Regions from separate parts of the Homo sapiens genome. Here region 2 is linked to region 1. The links are chromatin loops, found by intact Hi-C in ENCODE. Cell type or tissue: PC-3. All regions are shown on one strand.

Region 1 (4,000 bases):
CTGTCTGATTTCAGAACCAAAGCTGAAAAAGAAAAAGCCCTGAAAAAAAAAAAAAAGAGAGAAGCCCATCCCACAACTCAGTGGCAGAGGATCATTCATTCTGCCCATTGTTGAGTTTCTATTGTATACCTAACCCTGGAGATACAGGGATGGCTCAGGCAGCCTTCACACCTGCCCTCAGTTGCCAGCATACATTTTAGCCTTTTGCTTTATCCATTTATTTTTATAAAGTAAGGATTATGCAGTTTGTATAGTTGTATATATGTCTTATTTTCACTTTACATCACAGTATACACATTTGCTGATTTTATTAAATACTCTTAAAAAATACGATGTGTAACAATAACAGCTCATCCTTCCTTAGCATGCATGGTGTGTCTGGCATTGTTCCAAGCACATCCCATTGACTCTCTTTAGCGTTCACAACAACTCAGTGAGGTAGGGACTGAGAGGATCTCACTTTGACAGGTGAGGAAACTGAGCTGGGGAAGGTTCACCTGCCCGAGGACAGTCAGCCTCATGTCCAGCAGCATGCCCCCAACCACTGCGCACACTGCCCCCTCCTGCAGTGGAGGTTACGTCCCCCTGCTGTGCGCCCCATGTGAACCCGTCCTGTGGGGCACCTAGAATGTTTCTAGTGGCTTTGCTATCAAAAGACTGCCTGGGGCAATGCTTTTTTATGCGGAGAGCATGAGGATAGGATGCTGGGTCGGTGCCCTACTCCCATCTGTCACGCAGTCCCTCTCCTCCTCAGGGCTTCCTGACCCTGCTCTCTCCAGGGCTTTTCTGCAGCCTGTCTCTCCCACCCACACCACCTTGCAAGCCAGCGTGTATTGGGCAGGCACCATCACTCCGGATGTCCTAGGTCACTCTGTTCAAAGACAAGCAGCCGCCTTATTTGAACCAATCTGTTTCCAGAAATAGTATCTGAGCTGCAGCATTTAATAGAACTAGTTTCCTTCCAGTCCATGCAAGTGATTCCATCTCACAAAACCACAGACTGCTTTATAATTATCCATCATGTGTTATAGTCATCTTTAAATAAAATACATAAAAATATTTTGGATGTATTATTCCACCAAGAATTAGTTTTAAAAAAGAAAAGCAAAAGGAGCAGTATCAGCTTTCCTGAGTAAAGTTTAGTACAGTACAGTCATCCCTCCCTTGATACCCAGGAAGCATTGGTTCCAGGACCCTCCCCACCATCCCACCCCCATGGATACCAAAATCCACAAATTCTCAAGTCTCTGTTATAAAATGGTGTCGTATTTGCACATAACCTACACAAATGCTCCTGTATACTTTAAATCACCTCTGTTACTTGTAATACCTAATACAATGTAAATGTTATGTAGTTATAAATAGTTTGTATAAATGCATAAAAAATAGTTTAGGGAATGTTGTTTAGGGAATAACAACAAGAAAAAAATAGTCTGTATGTGTTCAATACACACAGAAATTTTTGACCTGCAGGTGGTTATATTTATGGATGCAGAACCCACAGATACAGAGAGCTGACTGTAATTAATGTAGAGCTGAAATTTGTTCATACTATAATATTTAAATGCGTATATAATGCCTTATAGTTCTCAAAGCATTTCTCCATTGAGAAACCTTGGGGAGAGTATTGGGGGATATAGGCACAGAAGGCAGGTTGCTGGGGTTTATTTCCTCCCTCTTTTCCTCCAGTAGGCACGTTACCCAGTCACCCTGGGTCTCCTTTCCCCATCCTTAAGACAGGGATAATCATGATGCCTGAGGTCTTAGAGGGCTGTTGTGAGTATAAGTAAGTTAATTCTCGTATAGTACTTCAGCCATTGCTCGGCGCTGAGTCAACCTTGGACAAGGGTTTATTATGATTCATAACTGAATGTAATTTTTAAAGATGCCTGTGGTGTAGAACACAGAATGTGAACTCTTTCTACTTGAAGGTGGGCAAACCGAAGCCCGGAGGGGAAGTGACTGGCAATCCAGCTTCCTGCATCCAGTTCAGAGCTGGGTCCTTCCTCTGGGGTTCGTCTTCTATACCCAGGCTCTCCCCGCTGCTTTTCTGCCACTGAAAGAGGAGGCCCAGCAGATGTCTTGCCCTGGGCTGCCTGAGGCTTTCTAACCCCTGTGTGAGTCTTTGTCCTCAGCACAAGAATTCTGACATTTTCACCGTTTCTGATGGATTTGTTTTTATAAAACATTTTCACAATTTGCCTGTCTTTCTGAGTATGGGGAGTATGACAGCACAGTCGTCACTTTCGAGCGTGATTTCACTTTGTGATGCTGTAGAGTCAACATGCACAGCAGCTGCTGCAGCCAGCCTGATGCAGGCCTGTGCTTCTCACACTGGAACTTCTGTATCCTCCCTTAAGGTTTATGCCCCCTACTCCCTCCATGGGACACTCCCTCCAGGGGACACTTGCTTTTCTAGGTGTTGGAAGCCATAGGATGCATGTGCCTTATCTCCCTGAAGTCTTTTTCATTGAGAAGTTCAATAGTGGGTTGGGGGTGAGTAATCATTACTTTCACATTCCTTTATAATGCACATTTGTGGCCAGGTGTGGTAATCCCAACACTTTGGGATGCCGAGACAGGTGGATCACCTGAGGTCAGGTGTTTGAGACCAGCCTGGCCAACATGGTGAAATCCCGCCTCTACTAAAAATACAAAAATTAGCTGGGCATGGTGGTGGACACCTGTAATCCCAGCCGCTTGGGAGGCTGAGCCAGGAGAATCACTTGAACCCAGAGGGCGGAGTTTGCAGTGAACCAAGATAGCAGCACTTCACTCCAGCCTGGGCGAAAGAGTGAGACTCTGTCTCAAAAAAAAAAAAAAAAAAAAAAAAAGCACATTTGTTGACAGTATTTAAAATATAAACTTTTATTTAAGAAAACCCAGATTTCCAGCTAAAGGATGGGAAGACTGAGCTGTGTTGAGTCCGTATTCCTGCAGAGCCCTTTGGTGGACGGGGTGGAGGCTGCCCCTACAGGCAGGGCGTGCTCTTTGCACTTTGCCCCATTCCCCAGTAGTTCCTAGTGCCTGTCACACCAGGCAGCCTCACTCATTTGGAAACATGACCTCCCCTGTTTGGCAGGCCCAGGGGTGTGCCTCCCCTGCTTTAGGGCTTAGTTTTCTCATCTCTGCCATAGGAGGTTGAACTAGGTCAGGGGTGGAACTCACATCTGCAAGGCTCTGAACTCCCTTTTGAAGTGGGCATGGGAGTCCTGTCCACATGTATTTTAGAGAGTGTTTCACTATGGCACAAATACATCATTGCCTCATACTTTATTCTTCGGCAGAGATATGATTCTAAAAAAGGCCCAAATATTTTATTTTAGGATTTGTGTGTGTGTCTGCTTTTTATCTTGCCTGTGAGAAGCTAAATGGAAATTACCCCGTATTTCATTTCTATTAATTAAAATAAATTGAAGTTTGGGACTTGTCAAATTCTATACTGTCAAAAAAAGAAGGTCGCTTTGATGGATGAACCGACATAACTGGGCACCAGCTAGTCATTCGTAGCGGAATGCCCCTGCGGTGCCCAGACTCAGGGTCCTGACACCCTCCTGGTTGTTGGTGAATTGCATCCTTTGATTTAGATCAAGTCAGCTGTGAATACCATTTCTCTGTAATAGAGTGACTCATTATGTCGAATCTAATCCTTTGTTATAAAATCAGCTTTTTAAAAAGACTGAATTGTTATTTGGTGGGCAAGGCAAGCTATTAGTATGGGCAAGGGTCCTGACAGAGTTGCCAAGAGGATGCACATAAAAGCCTTTGACTTGTAGCCTCATGGCCCCTGCTGTCATCCACTAGGCTTTGCTGTGAGCACCTGCAAGGCAGGGGATGCCATGTGTTGGCCCTTGGACCTCTTTAGAAGGCTCTAAATAATGCTTGTCTTTCTGGCCCAGATTCTGAACAAATCAAACAATAAGTAAAAGGGACTGGAGAGACGGAGAAAGCTAGAGATCAGCATGTCACCTTTGAGAGCTTCTGTGAGTTATTGGAAGTG
Region 2 (4,000 bases), 110 kb before region 1:
CTTCTTCCTATTTGGAAGTTATTGGCTGATACTCTGGCCAGAGTCAGCTAAGGATGTATTTTCTTTTTTCTGCATCAATATCCTGCTGATAGCAAAAGAAAAAAATATAGGAAGAAAAGTCTTTCACCTTTGCAGAGCATTAATGAGTCAGCAGCCTTATCAAACTGAAATCCAATTCAAAGGGGCTTGGGCAGCAAACCAGGAAGCTTCAGGCCCAGGCTCAGCGATGTCATTAGAGAGGACGGGGATCTTAGGTGGATCACTGAGTGGGCTCCTTATCTGCGTGCTGTGAATAAAATATCTTCCATACCTATCTTTCGGCAGTGTTGACAGAAAAAAAAGGCCATGTGTGTATATACCGAGAAAAAGCACATGAAGTTCTCAAACAACTGTGTGGATGTGGGGGTCTTGTTAAAGTGCAGATCCTGCTTGGGAAGGGTGGAGGACAGGATTCTGCACTCTAACCAGCTCCCAGTGTTGCCGATGCTGTGGTCTGTGGATCACACCTGGAGGAGCAGAGCGGATTGGGAGAGGCATGTGGTGTGCAAGGGGAGGCAAAGATCCGTTGAGGCTTGGCTTTCCCACGGGTCTGAGGAGCTGAGTCTGTGCTGAGGGCAGGGTGGCCACTGCAGGGTTCTGAGCCGAGCTGCCACACGGGCTGGTGCACAGGACGGGGAAATGGGTGCAGGGCAGCATCAGAGGGCTCGTTCCCTGGCCCTAGTACACACTGGCGCACACAGGATGAGCCCAATGTGTACCAAGAGGAACCCAATGGTGACTGGGGTGTTAGGAGTCACTCAGCATCTAGCCAGGCCCTGTCTGTGGCAACTCTTAGCACTATTATTTTATAAATAGAGGAACAGACGCGCAGAGAGGTTAAGTAATGTGTTCAAGATCACACAGCTCCAAACAACAGAGCCCAGAGTCAAAGCTGGATTCGCAGATTTCTCTCCCACGGGTGTCCAACCCTTTGAATGTGAGGACTTTTTTGCTTATCTGTGGTTGGCAGGCTTCACAAAAATAAGGAGGGACCTTTTTTTTTTTTTTTTTTTCCGCTCATCAGCTATCGTTAGTGTTAATGTATTTTATGTGTGGCCTAAGACAATTCTTCTTCTTCCAATGTGGCCCAGGGAAGCCAAAAGGTTGGACACCCATGCACCAGGGGTTTGTATCCCTGGCCTCCCGTCAGAATAGTTCAGGGAGTTTTAAAACCCACAATGCCAGGGCCTCCACTCCAGACCAATCATATTAGAACCTCAGAGTGAAGGCCAGGAAAAGGCATTGTTAAAGAACTCTGCAGGCAAAACAGGGCAATCAGGAAAGTCAATCAATGCTCTGTCTACACCAGTGGGCGTCAACCCCAGCTCCCACCATCGTCATTGGGGAGCTCTAAAAACCCCAATGCCCAGCCAGGTTGCACCCCAATCTGATTAAGTCAGAAACTCTGGGATGGAGACCCATCTGGGGCCCAAGAATCAGTACTTTTTAAAGCTCCCAGATAATTTCAATGTGTAATTTCAGGTTTAGGACCAGTGTTCTATGCTCCAGTAATACTGAGCTGGCCAGAGCCTTCACTCATTGGATAGACGGATGGATGGATGGATGGATGGATGGGTGGATGGATGGATGGATGAGTAAATGGATGGATGGGTGGATTGATGGGTGGATGGGTGGGTGGGTGGATGGGTGGACGGGTGGATGGATGGGTGGGTGGATGGATGGATGGAGGGATGGATGGATGGATAAATGGGTGGGAGGGCAGATGGATGGATGGGTGGGTGGATGGATGGGTGGATGGATGGATGGATGGGTGGATGGATGGATGGATAAATGGGTGGGAGGGCAGATGGATGGATGGGTAGATGGATGGATGGATGGAAGGGTCAATGGGTGGATGGATGGGTGGATGGATGGATAAATAAATAAATGGATGAATGAATTTACTGTTGTTGTTGGTTTTTTTTTCCCTGAGGCTCTATATAACCAGCTACAACATGAATCTGTTAGATTTAAGGATGTCAAGCCTCAGGATTCCATATCTCTAGTCTGAATATCTTTATGTTCCCTCCCGCCCCCTCCAGCATTACCAGAGCCTGCAGCTCCTGAGAATCGCACAATAGCCCTTCGGCTGCAATCATTCTTTCCGTCAGAGTCATCATCAGCTGTCGGGCTTTGGAGCTGGAACACTTAAACTGGTCCACAAGAAAGTGCTGGATATTTGCCATCTGTTTCCAGAAAGCTTCCATCTGTGAAATGAGCACAAGCAGCAAGAAGTGAGGTGAAAAACTTACTTAAGAAAGCCAAACGGTGCGTGCTCGGGAATTACAATTCACTCCCTATCACAAACAAAGATTCTAAACAATTCTACAGTTTCAGTGAGTTTATCTTGGCAACAATCACGTTCTACAGTGAAGTTCTTTCTGGTTCCATTGTCTGGTTCCAGTGTCAGTCAGTTTTGCAATGGTGTTTCAGCAGACACGAGAGCACTGCTGCTAAGGAAAGAAAGCAGTAGCTTGTCCAGCCTACAGACTCTTGCACAGGTCATTACAGCTACCTAGGGGCCGATGAAATGTGACAATGTGCTCATGGAAGCTTTGGCAATTTTAAATGGGATTAAATACTTCCTGGAAGTAAAAGCATAAACAGATGTTTAAATATTAGTTATTGTCCTAAAAGTACAAAAGCTTAATATGGCAGAGAGGATGCTGACCATGAAAACATTTTGCTTTAAAATCTTCCCTCCCCCTCATTTTATCAGGAGCAGAGCTGGGAATTCCCAAGTGGCTTAGAATGCAGGAGGTTTAATTGAGTCATCACAGCCAGTCAGAGCTCTAAGGACAATGACACTAGGAATCGGAGCAACTTTCCCTCATGGCCCACAGGCTGTTCGCCAGGCTCTGTGCTTCACACATTTGATATCATGATAAAGTATGTATCTAGAGGTGTAGGAACAGGCTCGGGGGAGTTAGGTCACTTGTCAGAGGTCATGGACCCAGTGAAAGCCCGGATTTGGTTCAGGTCCATTTAACTCCACGGCTGAGGTTGCCTCCATCTTGGCTCAGCCTCTGAGAGGCTGAAATGGACACTTCTGGCTGGACTGGGCATGGGAGGGGGCAGGGGTTAGTGTCACCAGAAACCCATGATTTTGTTGCTGTGACTCAAGATCATGAAACTCTGTCAGCCTCAACTGCGGTGTCGGTCTGGCTCTGCCAGGAGGAAGCCTGCACCCAGATGAACACCCCTCATCAATGCGGCTCCCCATCTCAGGGCCCCATTGCCTCCCAGTAAACCCCATACATGCTGCTCCTCCTCTCATCCCTGCCAGGAGGGACCTCAAACCTGCCTGACACCCTCAGGCTCTCACCCTGCTCTTCCCCTTGGAGCCATCAGATGACCTGCCTTCCACCTGCCACGTGACTGCAGACTGTCACCTGCCAACTCTACACAGCCCGCTCTGCTTACAAACTCCTGATTCTCTTGGCGTCCATGACATGATTTTCTCCTGCTTCTGCAAAGCCCATCCAATTCCTCCTCTGCTTTCTTGTCCCAATTCTTCTCATCCGCTCCTCCTTAAATATGGGCAGGATCCAGGATTTGGCACCAAAGCTCTTTTCTCTTCCCATTTTACACACCATTTCTAGGCCAGAGGTCACCATTTTTGGAGGTCACCAATACTTTGGAGAATCTTATGAAAATTCTGAACCCTGTCCCTGAGAAAGGCAGACATGGACAAGATACTGCACACAGCGTTGGGGGTTCTGTGGACCACCGGAATCCAGGCTGGCCCTCTTCCTTAGCATCCTGGCCCACAGTTCTAAGAACATTCTGGCCCTCAAAGTCCTCTAACCTGGGCTCTCATGGAGACCCTCCATCTCCAAGCCTCTCCTCTCAATATTGGACCTATTCAGAGGACAGGAGCATTGGCTCCCTCCCTCCCATGAGCATCTTGCTCTGGGGCGCTTATTTCAGCAGCACTGACCCTGGACCCCCTCCTCCTCCC

What was found. Peaks named below come from ENCODE experiments on the same cell type or tissue, not always from the same donor. Only the 100,000 strongest peaks of a DNase experiment are listed, where the experiment ranks them.
Region 2: it touches region 1 in a loop (5-fold over the local background); 1 of 110 quality-filtered maps calls a loop at or near these places.

What each region holds. Positions count from the first base shown.
Region 1 is chr4:5,633,864-5,637,863 of GRCh38, reverse strand. All of the region lies in intron 10 of EVC2 (EvC ciliary complex subunit 2), which reads left to right. Among named protein-coding and RNA genes, the nearest start is that of EVC2, 73 kb to the left of the region's middle. In PC-3, no CTCF peak of the experiment used is centred here; DNase peaks (open chromatin) are centred at 1,863 and 2,433; H3K4me3 peaks cover 482 bases; H3K27ac peaks cover 1,656 bases.
Region 2 is chr4:5,746,394-5,750,393 of GRCh38, reverse strand. EVC (EvC ciliary complex subunit 1) reads right to left here. Exons shown (of 21, transcript NM_153717.3): 8 at 2,088-2,246. Among named protein-coding and RNA genes, the nearest start is that of EVC, 37 kb to the right of the region's middle. In PC-3, no CTCF peak of the experiment used is centred here; DNase peaks (open chromatin) are centred at 2,173 and 2,813; H3K27ac peaks cover 2,226 bases.